Linked DNA regions of Homo sapiens: all the other regions are linked to region 1. A link is a contact called in ENCODE Hi-C or POLR2A ChIA-PET data. All regions are on one chromosome and are shown on one strand. The core of a region is the stretch at or near the end of the contact, and the rest is flanking DNA. Distances in the headings are between cores, read along the strand shown.

Region 1 (4,348 bases), core at 1,303-3,802:
ATCATGGTAATAATGATTACTTTTACCTTACTTGACCATGTACAATGGAATCCCTTGTACTTGTTTGAAGCAAAATATCTTAATAACATGATTGATATTAAACACGATTTTTTTTTAAGAGACAGAGTCTTGCTCTTTCACCCAGGCTGGAGTACAGTGGTGCAATCACAGCTCACTGCAGACTTGACCTTTTGGGCTCAAGCGATCCTCCCACCCCAGCCTCCTCAGTAGCTGGGACCACAGGCACAGAGTATCACACCTGGCTAATTTTTTTTTTTTATTATTTTTTGTAGAGATGGGGGTCTCCCTATGTTGCCAGGGTGCTCTCGAACTGCTGGACTCAAGTGATCCTTGGCCTTCCAAAGTGCTGGGATTATAGGCATGAGCCACCGCACTCAGCCATCAAACACTATTTTTAATGAAAGCAATTATCAAAGTAACAAAAAGGCAGATCGAAGAAAAATAATGTTCTCCCAAGGCTCACCCATGAATTCCCTAGGAAACCTTGCCCCATTCATTTAGTTTTTTGTCTTTTCCTCACGAGACTGAATTTCTTGTGGGCCTTAATTTCTTTGTCACTGCAAGATTTAGTTGTTTCTTACGCTAGAAACACCAGCACCCCAGAAGCCCCTTGGAATCATTCACCCCTATTCCCCAAAGAGTTACTACTCTGACTTTTAATAGCATAGATTAGTTTTGACTATTTTGTACTTTATATAAATGAAATGATACCATTTTTACCTTTAGGTCCTTCTAATATTCTGCCTGGATTGTGGTATTTTATAAATTTTGTGTGTGTTTTCAATGATGAGGATGCAAGCTCCTTTATGTAACTTCTCGGTAGAAAAAAGCAGAATCTGGAACAGTGCCTTCAACAGAATACATTAAACTGAATGCTCCTAAACCTATTCAATTCAGCCAAGCTGGTGGAGATGCAGACTTGATACCTTACCATGAACTCGTCGGAGGATGGGGATCTAGTTTTCTATTCTAGTCATCTTTCCTAGACACCACTCTGTGTGTGTGTGTGTGTGTGTGTGTATGCACATGTGTGCATAGAATTATTCTGAGACAATTCATCACTGCCTAATTTAACCAACATTTCTGAAAATATGCATGATAATAAAAAATAAGGGATTTTTCCCCCATCCTAATAGTATTAATGGAGGATTCATCAGACTGGAGTTAACTTACAGCTGACTTTTGGGATTTATCTGAAACACTATTCTTAGCCTTGTAGCTTCCTTCTGGTGACTTTATTAATTGATCAGATAAGAGTGTCATGGGGCCCCACTAGTGATGATGGGACCAGTGGGTTGTTTTCCTCTCCAATCTAGGAAACAGCTGGGTGTGTTTCACAGCTGCCATGACACTGTGAAAAGATCCTTACACCCGTTTCCTATGCTGCTTTTCCTTTTTGTTTGTTTGTCTGACATATTACCACCATTAATGCTTGCCAGAAGCTAGGCAAATCTTTTGTCAAAAACCAACCTGCAACTCTACAGAGAATATTTTTCTGGATCACTTACTTTCATTTTGAGCGTTTTTAGAAGCCTTTTTAGAAGGCTTTTGAATTCCCAGTATTCTGGGAGGCATTGACTTCTGCTGTGCACTCAGGACCATAGCAAATGGGTTGTTCTGAGAGATAAGGAAAGAAGCCCTTGAAATGTAGCTTCTTAATGGAGCCATTCTGCGAAGGATTGACCTGACAAACAGCTCCGATGTATTCACTGCGGATGTTCATCTCTAAACAGCCACACACATTTCCTGCAGAGTCATGGTAGTGCAAGCTGCTTCAAGTACATTGAGGGAGTGGGAAGACAGTGGTTGAATAATACGGGAGCTCCAGCTGAGAGATGCCTGTGGTACAGCTCTGGATTGCGGTGGACAGAGCTTCAGATCTGTTGAGTTTGAGAGTCATAGCCAAGATTTCCTGCTCACTGCTTCTACTGTTATTCCCATTGTTAGTTGCTGGCATCTCATATCTTAGATCATTAATCCATCCGCTGGCTCCCTATTGCTAATCCCTTATAGGCAAGACTTTGAGACTGTCCCTTCAAGATTCAGAGGGTCATTTCTGGCCCTCTCCTCCACTTTTTCTACACACTGATACTCTTTCCTATTATTCATAAAGCGATAGATCATAAACATGCTCTTAAGCAAGAGTGCTAATCAACCAAGCAGCACTGCCGGTGAGTTGGTTCATATTTTGTTCCTTCCATTGGGTTCCAGCTGCGCTCTTCCTGTTTTACCAATTAGGTGAATGGGAGAGGTGTGAGGCATGGTGAGCCCAGCAACAGATACAGAAACACCTTGTCTCTTCATTTGCTTTTGTTGTGAAGGTGACCATCAGGGGGACTGTGTACAGTGCCAAAGAGTGGCCTGTCCATCTCCCTTAGTTATGACGGCAGCAAATAACAAAGTCTCCATGTGGACGCAAGGGCTTTCTACAGTTTAAACCAAGACAATGGGAAAGTATGTTTTCTTGGCCCTTTGCAGGAAATCCTGCCCAACACAGGAAAGAATGGAGCATTTCCCGGACCGTGGGCTGCCCGGGCCTGGCTTTCTAGGGTGGGCTTGAGCAAACCCGGTAAAAGATGCTTATCCTCTTACCGAATAAGAAAACCCAGCAACATCACCCATGCCCAGAGGTGCTAATGTTCAGCAAAGCCCCAACATGAATTAGCTGGAACATACAAAAAATGATATGTATGATTCAGAATAGACTAAAGGAGAGATGTACATCTGACCTTGACTTTGCCCATTTTCTCTGCTTAGTTTTCAGCATGTTACAAAAATACCTCTCCACCAAGAAAAACAGGAGAAGATACTACTTGGAAAGAAAGGAAAGTGAGATCTGTCTCATGACATTAGAAACAGATGATTGCTCAATATCTTTATTCTGAAAGCCATGGCTTCTAAATTTTTTTTAAAACTGCAAGCTACAATTGTTTTCCCTGGGCCCTGCTGGAAGTCACAGGGTAAATAAGGCACAGCCATCCTTTCCTTTGCTGGTGGCCCTCTCGGATGGTGACATGTCGTAGCAGCAATGGTGCCTCTGAACAAAAATAATGAGAGAAACATCTGTCTCCTGCTACGCTCTTTTCCAGGCAAATGGCACTTAAGATTCTTATTTTAGACTTGTAAGTGCTCCCACAAAAAAGCAGCTTCGGTGTTAACTGCATCTCCTTCTTTCTTTGAATCTGTTGATCACTTTTTCCTTTGCTTGTATTTTAAGACAGTTTAAAAACAAAGATGACAACAAGATACATGCATGTCTCTGGTACTGTGGGATTAAGAAAAAAAAGAGGTGAAGAATACAGTAGAATGGTGTCATGTGGGTGCAGATAATTCTTCCGTCCTTGTTAAAAGAAATTGGGAGAGGCAATGTTTTGGAAATGTTTATACCTAATATATTGTAGAGGCTTGAAAATTACCAAGTAAACCAGATCATGAATGAAATAGTGTTGCTAGCGGTGCTCTCTTGTAGTCAGGGATCATAGTCCAAATATTGAGGAGGACCTACTCTTGTCTGTTTCTCTCTCTCTCTCTTTCTCTCGCTCTCCTGCTCTTTCTCTGTCTTCTCACACATACACACCCTGGCCCCTACACAACTACGACTCACTTTCATCAGGAATTCAGATAATGTCCCCGAGATTAAAGAACGACTTGTGAACTGGCATCTCTGAAGCAGCGAGCTGGAAACACAGGCTTCGTGCTTTCCCACTGGGATATTTAGAAGAGCATATGCATAAAGTGATACCATTTTTTGTTTATTTTGGCTTGCATACAACTAAGACATTTTAGAGCTGGAAGGAACTTCAAAAACGAAGCAGTTCAACCCCTCGGTTTTTCTAATGAGGGAACCGAGGCTCCGCGAAATGCCTCCGTGTGGCCGAGGTGGCAGCGGGGCGCTGGATTCTCACGTCTGGCTTCTCCAGCCGTCTCTTCCCAAGGTCTCTCCGCTCTCTCTGGCTTTTCTTCTCCACCTCCTCAAGCATTTCAGATCGACTTCCTCCTCCACGCCGCTCACGACCTCTTCCCAAAGCATTCTGCTGCTGTTATTTGGAAAATAACGAACACAGAAGCGATGTGTTTCTGCGGATATTTTAGTGCTCACAGACTTGCGGCATCTGACCAGCCTGGGCACAGCACTGTGTGCGCGCATACCGTAGAGTGGGGAGGGCACCCGCATCACAGTCACCTCAGCACCACCCTTCCGCTACCCTTCTTCATTATTTGTAAACAAATATGTTTCTGAAATTTTGTCATGACTTTTAGAAATTAATTTAGGATAACCATTTAACGAGATTTAAGATTGCCTAAAAGGAAGACAGAAGAGTAAACC
Region 2 (4,348 bases), core at 564-3,063, 64 kb before region 1:
CAAATCTGAGGAAACTGTCAGATCTTTCTCAGTCCAGTGGGTCTGGCTAGAGCACGATGGGAAAGGTGTATCAGTTTCCCAGGGCTGCCAAACAAATCACCAGCAACTGGGTGCCTTCTAACAACAGTCCTTTATTCTCTCATTGTTCTGGAAGCAAGAAGCCCAAAATTAAGGGGTTGCCAGAGCCATGCTCCCGCCAGAAGCTCCATGCGGGAATCCTCCCTTGTCCCTGAAGTTCCAGTGGCCGGTGGCTCCAGGCGTTCCTGGTGGCTGCACCACTCCAATCTCTGCTTCTATCTTCACGTGGTCTTCTACTCTCTGTGTCTTCTCTTCTGCCTCTTTTTTTTTTTTTTTTTTTTTGTGATGGAGTCTCACTCAATCACCCAGGCTGGAGTGCAGTGACACGATCTCGGCTCACTGTAGCCTCTGCCTCCTGGGTTCAAGCAATTCTCCTGCCTCAGCCTCCCGAGTAGCTGGAATTACAGGCACCCACCATCATACCCGGCTCATTTTTGTATTTTTAGTAGAGACGGGGTTTCACCATGTTGGCCAGTCTGGTTTCGAACTCCCGACCTCAAGTGATCCTCCCGCCTCGGCCTCCCAGAGTGCTAGGATTTCAGGTGAGAGCCACCGCACCAGGTCTCTCTCTGCCTCTTAAAGGACACTTGTCATTGGATTTAGGGCTCACCTGGGTAATCTAGGATGATCTCCTCATCACAAGATCTTTAACTTAATGGCATCTGCAAAGACCCTTTTTCCAAATGAGGTCACATTCAGAGGGTCCGGTTGTTAGGTGTGGACATATCTTTTTGGGGATCACCATCCAATTGAGAGAGATGCTACTGGGCTGGTCAGCCAGGCCAGGACCTAGGGGATCTGGGCCTCATCCTAGAGCAGGAGAAAAACATTCCATTTTGCACTCCAGAAAGAACACTGTGGTTGTGGATGTGCCATGTGAGATGCAAGCAGGGTGGCTGGCCTGTCAGGAGAGGACCGCTGTGGTCCACGTGACAGGTGATGGAGGAATGGGCTGAGGCAGCAGCCCAGCCAGGGATGGAAAGAAGGGTTTGGGTCCCAGTCAAACTTAGAAAAAACAAGTCAACGGGACTTGGGGACTGATGGGGCTGGGTGGCTGGCGGCAGGGTGGAGGCAGGGTATCATTGGATGATGTGTATCAATGTGATACGTATCCCTCACATTAATTTTTCCCAGGAGACAGTGCTAGGAGGATGGAAAGAATATTGGCTTTGAAATTGGCGAAACCTTGGTTGAATTCCCAACGCTATTCCACTTTCCAGCTTCTTGACCTTGGTTGTGTTTCTTACTATTTCTGAGCCTCAGTTTTCTCCGACATAAAATGGAGATAATAATACTGAAATCACAGGGCTCTTGAAGGAATTAAATGACAGCCTATGTGGCGTAGTGGGCTCTGGGTGGCCACCTGGGCACCACAGATGTGATGTGCTCTTTCCTCCTCCTTCCTCCTGCCTGACCAACGTCCCTTCCTGCAGGGGCTTCCCCGGGCGCTCAGCTGCACCCACCTCCTACTTCTCTCCCACTTGCTTCCTGCACGGCTGGCTCCACCCCACCTGCAGCCTTTTTTTTCTCCTGGGACCTGCCCACGCATTGCCCTCTCCACTGTCCTGGAAACTTCAACAGATATTTTCTCACCTGTTACCCCTAAGTAGCCCAGGCTGCAAAACGGGTAGTCTTAGCGCCTTGAAAGGGAACCTGAAGGGCTTGCTGAGTTTACTGCCGGCTGCGATGTGTTCGTTCACTGGTTTATTCCTGCATCTATGCATCCACTCCCTCAACAAACACTTCGAGTGGGCGAGGCATTGTCTCGCACCGCGAACACTGAGCTGAACGGAAATGTGGTTCTCACCTCATGAAGTTTACTAATTCTACCAGGCAACCCGCCCTCTCTGAGCTCATGAATTTTCTGGTTGCACTGATTTAATGGCTTCACTCTCTGGCTTTGACACCCCCACAGGTAAAGTGAGGGAGAGCGGGAGGAGCATGAATTTGATTGTCCAGTCTCATCCGGGCTAGGTGGACATTAGGACACACAGGCAGGTTCCCAGGAGGTGGAACAGAAGCTGGAGCTTCCCTGAGAAAGCAGACACCCCCGTCCTACCTCTCAGACACATTTCCGTCTTCACTGGTGATGTTTTTCTCCACCCCGTTTCTTGCCACTTGCCATTCATAATCACTGCTCTTGGTCTGGTAAGCAGAGAGGGCAGGACAAAAATTTGATTTACTTACGACAATGTTTTACAAGCTTGAGCATAAAAACATGTGGTTTCCTGGGACTGGCCATCCCAGGAATTTGGCTGGGACATTAAGGAGTTGGCTGGCACTAACTGTAAGTGCCTACCACTTCCTACCCTCCTGGGGGAGGCTTGCCTTGCTCTTCTGAGCACTTTCTAACTTCAGGCTGTCTGGAGCCTCAAGGTTCTCCAACGTATGCAAATGCATGTGTTCTGACACAAGATGCAAATGTCAGGAATCCTCTTTTAAAAGGGCCAGTCTCTAAGACTTGCAAAAACGGCGACCGGAGACTGACTTAAACCTACCACCCGGAAGAGATGTTGGCTGTGAGGAAGGGAGAAACAATGAAGTGTGAGATGGTGTGAACTCTGGAAGGCAGAACCTTAGGGAAAAACGAAAGAGTAATTTCGTTCGTTGATGAATTCATTTATTCTACTAAGTATTGTGCAGAGCACTATAGGGTTTACCAAGAATAAAAATTGTCTCTATCATGGAGGACCTAAAAGAGATCAGAGAGAAAAGTTTTATTCTCGGTTTACCAAGAATGACAATTGTCCCTATCCTGGAGGACCTAAAAGAGACCAGAACCTTAGGGAAAAACGAAAGAGTAATTTCGTTCATTGATGAATTCACTTATTCTACTAAGTGTTGTGCAAAGCACTATAGGGTTTACCAAGAATAAAAATATTGTCCCTGTCCTGGAGGACCTAAAAGAGACCACAGAGAAAAAGGCAAGTACACATGAACATGTGTTTTGCTTTGAGGATCGTGCAAAAAAGCTGATATGAGGCGAGCACCTCATGTTTAACGTACTCTGCTTCACTCGACATAAATTCCTGCTAGCTTCCCTAACAAAGTTTCAAGGTAGGCACTAACACCATTTTACAGATAAGGAAACTGAAGTTGAGAGAGTAATTTTTCCAGGAACCAGGGTTCCAACCTAGATCAGCTGACTCTGAAGCTTATTAAATCCACCTGTGGAAAATCAAGTTAAGAAACAGATTAAAGGGGCCAGGTGCAGCACTTTAGGAGGCTGAGGTGGGCGGATCACCTGAGGTCAGGAGTTCGAGATCAGCTTGGGTAACATGGTGAAACCCTGTCTCTATTGAAAATATAAAATTCGCTGGGCGTGGTGGCATGCTCCCGTAATGCCAGCTACTGGGGAGGCTGAGGCAGGAGAATAGCTGGAACCCAGGAGGTGGAGGTTGCAGTGAGCTGAGATCGGGCCACTGCACTCCAGCCTGGGCGACAGAGTGAGACTTCCATAACTTTTATGATATAGTTTTCAATCAGCTGATTTACCTCTACGATTTCAGGAACACCCTGGCATGTTGCACGAGGCTTTGCCTGCTGGGGTGTCTGTTGTTCAGTCTAGACCAGCATGCAGCCACGGCTTCTTTTGGCCTCCGTGGCCAATTCCAAAAGTTCATGTGAGAAGGGGTGAAGAGGGATTTTAGAGCCAGAAGGGAATTGAGCTTTCCTCAGCCTTATAAAAGCATGGAAATTGAGACCCAGAGAGGTTAAGTGCCTGGCCTAAGGTCACACAGCTTGTTAATGGTGGGGAGACGAGACTTGGTTTTGCCCAACTCTCCTTCTGCCATCTGTCGCTACTCAGCACAGTAAAGGAGATGGCGCAAGTCATCTGTGGCTCGCAGAAGTGCTAGGAATAATCCCATTCACGCATTTGATGGTACCTACTGGAGCCCCATTATTTCCAATTATTTACATGCTCCGGGCACCTGCAGCCAACCTGTACGTGCCCTTTCCCAGGGGTCAGACTTCCCTGGTGCCATGTGGACTCAATGCAGCATGCAGCCTCAGCCCTATTTTGTCTCTTCTATGCATTAAGGGATCCGTTTACATTTAATTGAAGCTTGGCATACTCTGAGCTGAGGTGGACTTGCTTTGGCCTTCTGAAAAAAGCATGCAGTTTTGGCCTATGAGTTTGAGTTTCATAGAGTAGCTTCCAATACCGGAGGGAAGCTGGCCTGTTACTCTCTGGAGTCTTTCTGAATCGCACAAAATCTCTGTGTATGCCTTCTTTGTTGTTCCTTTCCCAGAAGCGTGAAGTCCCTCA
Region 3 (4,348 bases), core at 1,288-3,787, 46 kb before region 1:
CCTTTCTTCAGCACTTACGGTATTCCAGGCATTATGCTACTCACAATGGGAGAACATAAGTGAACAAGAGCCCCTGCCGTCGAGATGCTCGTCTAAACAGACAATGATTTGGCAATGTATTGAGTGTTCTGGTGGAGACGTGCCCAAAGAGTACACAAGGGGGGCGGTGAGCTCGGTTTGGGTGAGCTCGGTTTGGGTGGGAAGCTGAAGAGGAGAATAGGAAAGTCTCTTATACAACCTTGGGAATCTAATTCAGGTTCAAACAAGGTTGGGCTTCCAAAATGGTACAATGGAGTAATCAAGCTCATGGACTGAGATGTCTATTTGCAGATTTGTTATTTCTGCCACTTGTTATTTGTGCAATTTTGGAAGAGATGACTTCTCTAAGCCTTAGTTTACTCATTCATGAAATGGGTGAAAATATTATCTGCTTCAGAAGGTTTTTGAGGATTAAATTTAAAAATATATATATATATATGTCTTGTGCTTAGCATTATTTTGGGCACGTAGTCAATGTTCAATAAGTGACAGGTGTTATTAGTGATTGTTAGTAATAGTATTGCTGGTAGTAGCATTCTCACCTATATTGCCCATTCCTTCATTCATTTAAAAAATATTTGTTAAGTGTCTGCCGTATCTCAGACTCCATGGTGGACACAAAAATGACAATATGTACATGAAGCCTTTCAAAAGGCTTACAGCTTAGTGTAGAGAAGACACATATATAAGTAGCTACCTTCCCGTCCAGAGCTAGGCTCGTATCCAGTAAGATTGGGCCTGGAAGCCTCCTGCACGTCAGGACTGTTTTCCCTGGGATACACACTTTTGCTATCTTGGACCACTTCAAATCTGTTTGATTTCAGATTTATCTCTGGTTTTTCATTTGTAGTTTCACTTTTGTCTCTTTGTCTTGGTGCTTGATACAACTCTATTGGTACTGACCTCTGGCTTTCATTTTTGGCTAGGGCTGATATTTTCCCTTTGGATTACGTGATCTAGGGCCACTCTAGGCAAACATCTTACCTGACCTAGCCTGAGCAGGAGCCTGATCCGAGCTTAGTCCTTAGGGGTCCACCAGATGGCAAATTGAAGGTAGTGATTGAAAAGCATCTCCAAGAAAAAAATGGCAAAGTGCTGTGGAGAGCCCAAGGGGGAGCCAGCCTGGCCTAGACTCTACCATAGTGGCTTGGTGGACAGAAAGCAGCCAGCTCCTGTGTTGTCATTCATTTCTGTGCAACGCAGAGCTCATCCTTGCAGCCTCATAGCTGACTTCATGTGACTCTGCATATATACACCTCTTGTTAATTCATCCAGTGCTGTGAGTTGTTGACTGTAACTTGACATCTCTAACAATCCATCAGTTTATTTATTAATTATAGCAAACTGGTTTCAGCCACAGAAAATTAGAAATGAATTTTTCAATAAGCCACGTCTCCAGGGATAGTTCACAAAATCAAAAGGAAGAATACCTGGCCAATCTAATTCATTATCACAATCAAATAGTGCTAAATGGTTCTTTGTGGGATAAGCTTAAATTAAGAAATTGTATTAGCAGCTCTAATCATTACTGATTATTTAATTATCGGCCATTTAAAAATCATCTCCAGTTTTGAGATTATGGATCAGATTGAGATTTACAACATCCTTCTTTAGTTCACTCTACCCTCTAACAAGATGTATTGCAATATTGTTGAGTTAGCACTGATTTTACCTCGATCCCCATCGTAGTTCCTTCATTCCATGGCAACCTGGAGCAAAGATAATAATAGCAAACATTTATGGAGTGCTTATTATGTACTAGGAATGTGTTTGAGTTCATAAATAACTCATCAATGAGAACTCATACATGCTCCTAGCATACATTGCGATTGATTATATTTATTAACTTATTTAATCTTCATAAAACCCTACAAAGTAATTATTATTACGCCCATTTTATAAATAAGAAAACTGACGCACCAGGACATTTGATTGAAGTGTTCACAATGAATAAGCAGGAGAGCAAAACTTTGAGCCCAGCTCATCTGGCTCCAGGGCACTAGAATCCATGCCTAACCACTAGGTCACTTCGCCTCTAATGCCTCCCAGCTTAGTGTTCATTGCATGGCAGGTGCTCAATCCAGCCAACCATTGGAGTCCCCACCAGATTGTAGGCTCTTTTGAAGACAGTGTGGTGTCTTGTTTACCTCTGTATCTATCCTTTACCATTGCTAGCACTGAGCTTTGAGTAACAGAAACTCAACTCTGTGTGTGTGTGTGTGTGTGTGTGTGTGTGTGTGTGTGTGTGTAATTGGAAAGGTAAGATTGAGGGAGGGAGGTAGCAAAAAGAGTAAGATAAAGATTTTACTAATTCCAAAAGTAGCCTGAAGTCTAAACATGTTACAATCTCTACTCAGAATCTTTGGGGGTAAACATCTTTAACACATACGAGTGTATCAGAGCCAGGCTAAACCATGACTAGATGACCCCAGGTCTGAGAAATCAGGGCCTGGACATACTCTGAGAAATGTTAATAGGTAACAAAGAAAGTCGGAACGGTTGGTGAGTTAATATTTGAAATGCAATTCAGATGAAGTCATATCCAGACTCTGCCAACTTTCAATTGCTTCCAGCATCTTCAAACACCACATGCCAAAATCTTCCCTCTACCTCACTCACCAACACTTCTTCTTCCCAGTCACTGCGGCGCAAAATCCCGCCTTTGAATCCTCCTTCTCCCTGTGCCTCTCTCCCCTACCTCCATCTACCCAGTCTCCAAGACCACAGACTCAACCTTCTCCTTATCATGCCCACAGGTCCCCAACTCCTCCTTCCCTGCCAAGTCTCCTGACCAGCCTCTCTGCCTGTTCTCATCTTTCCTCTATCATCTATGCACCACTGTTGCTGTTATCTTTTTCTAATTGCAGTTTTAGTATATCCTTCTCCTCCTGGAAGATATATAGTAAACCCCCACTCCTGCTGGAGTACATAGTCCTTTACCTTGAATTCATGGGGCTTTTATCATATCACTCAATTGAGTAATGTAGGTTTTATTCCTGCCTCCCATCCCACATTCAAGTTCACACTCTCCACTCTAACCCAAGTGTACTATTTCTAGACCCGCACATGTTACCTGCTCTTCCCTCCTGCCAGGTCTTTATGGACTGCCGCTCCTTCAGCCGAAACCTCCTATTTCCTGCCTGCCTTTCAATTCACATAAGCTTATTGCTTTTTACCAGCCAAACCCAAAGAGACACGTCATTGAGGGTGGTGAGGCTCTTTTAATTTCTCTTCTCAAAAGACACATTGTCTAGCAGATTATATTCATCAGCCGTCAGGACACATGCCTAGCTTCTTTATTACCTGCTGTGCTTTTATGTCGGCCTCGTCAATGGGTTGTCTGTCAAATCTGAACTTTGTCTTTCTCAGGGGCAGGTCTCTCTCAGCCTTACTTGTTTACCTCATAGTCTGTGCCGATTATTTCTAAAGACGGCCACTTTGGAAGAAACCTACCTAGCTATGGGAGATGCCTCCATAGAGGGAAGGCAGAGCCAGCAGCCAGGACCATGAACCTGGAGGTGGATGACCTGAGATGGGATGGGAGGAGCAATTGTGTCCAGGTGCCGGGTGCTCATTCCTTTGACTCCGTTTGACACACCTGTTATTCCTCAAATGCCTTGAATAAAACAACCAAGTCAAATTCTCTTCTTCCTAAAGGGGATCATGATAGACCTCAGCAGGTTTTGGACTCAGCCAACAAAGAATAGACATTTTTCATATTTAGAAAATAGGCTCACCAGCCGGGTGTGGTGGCTCACACTTATAATTCCAGCACTTTGGAAGGCTGAGGCAGGTGGATTGCTTGAGCACAGAAGTTCGAGACCAGCCTGGCCAACATGGTAAAACCTCATCTCTAAAAAAAAAAAGAAAATAAAATATACTCACCTGTGGCTCGCCTATGATATAATGGACATGAGCATCATCCTAGTGACAACTGAGAAAACTCATTTCATCCATTTCTGCATTTTGCAGACGCTGGGTCACTCCTGGTTTGGGATCCCATAATCCCATCTGCTTTAGATAGATGCTAAGTAGGTTATTTATTCTAGAAGTCTTTAACTCCTATCCTAAGTAGTGGATGCCATTTCTCGCCAGGCTATTTATTCCAAGTGACCCTTATAAATGGTTCATTCAAGAGGAACTCAGAGTAGGCACTCTCCCCTACCCAGAATTTTCCTCAAGATACAGACCCCTTAGTTTGCTACCGATCCCATTAGAACTCTATGACAACTCTCTCCTTAACATGTTTCAAGTCTGGGTCTTCAATATTTTGTCTTAGGACTATAAAGAATCTAGGTGCATTAGTCCA

What was found. A loop is a pair of places that touch in the nucleus more often than their neighbours do. ChIA-PET counts read pairs that join two places held with the same protein, here RNA polymerase II (POLR2A). Pooled maps may share reads with other maps.
Region 2: a loop to region 1 is called in a map of transverse colon, with 9 times the contacts of the local background. The contact joins two enhancer-like sites. A Hi-C loop is called at or near these places in 6 of 168 maps with a recorded cell type or tissue (Right ventricle myocardium inferior, endothelial cell of umbilical vein, heart right ventricle and 3 more) and 9 of 50 pooled maps. POLR2A ChIA-PET finds 5 or more read pairs at or near these places in 4 of 52 experiments (A673, CD4-positive, alpha-beta T cell, endothelial cell of umbilical vein and 1 more).
Region 3: a map of endothelial cell of umbilical vein shows a loop between it and region 1 (2.1-fold over the local background). The contact joins two enhancer-like sites. A Hi-C loop is called at or near these places in 4 of 168 maps with a recorded cell type or tissue (Right ventricle myocardium inferior, endothelial cell of umbilical vein, left cardiac atrium and 1 more) and 4 of 50 pooled maps. POLR2A ChIA-PET finds 5 or more read pairs at or near these places in 1 of 52 experiments (endothelial cell of umbilical vein).

Annotation. Positions count from the first base shown.
Region 1 is chr1:244,136,115-244,140,462 of GRCh38, forward strand. No RefSeq gene overlaps it. Among named protein-coding and RNA genes, the nearest start is that of ZBTB18, 87 kb to the left of the region's middle. Within about 2 kb of position 2,553, at least 3 of the 41 ENCODE cell types and tissues checked have a DNase peak (open chromatin) inside an H3K27ac peak, as active enhancers do.
Region 2 is chr1:244,073,143-244,077,490 of GRCh38, forward strand. No RefSeq gene overlaps it. Among named protein-coding and RNA genes, the nearest start is that of ZBTB18, 24 kb to the left of the region's middle. RefSeq lists enhancers at 1,674-1,723, 3,836-4,336. Within about 2 kb of position 1,814, at least 4 of the 41 ENCODE cell types and tissues checked have a DNase peak (open chromatin) inside an H3K27ac peak, as active enhancers do.
Region 3 is chr1:244,089,878-244,094,225 of GRCh38, forward strand. No RefSeq gene overlaps it. Among named protein-coding and RNA genes, the nearest start is that of ZBTB18, 41 kb to the left of the region's middle. Within about 2 kb of position 2,538, at least 2 of the 41 ENCODE cell types and tissues checked have a DNase peak (open chromatin) inside an H3K27ac peak, as active enhancers do.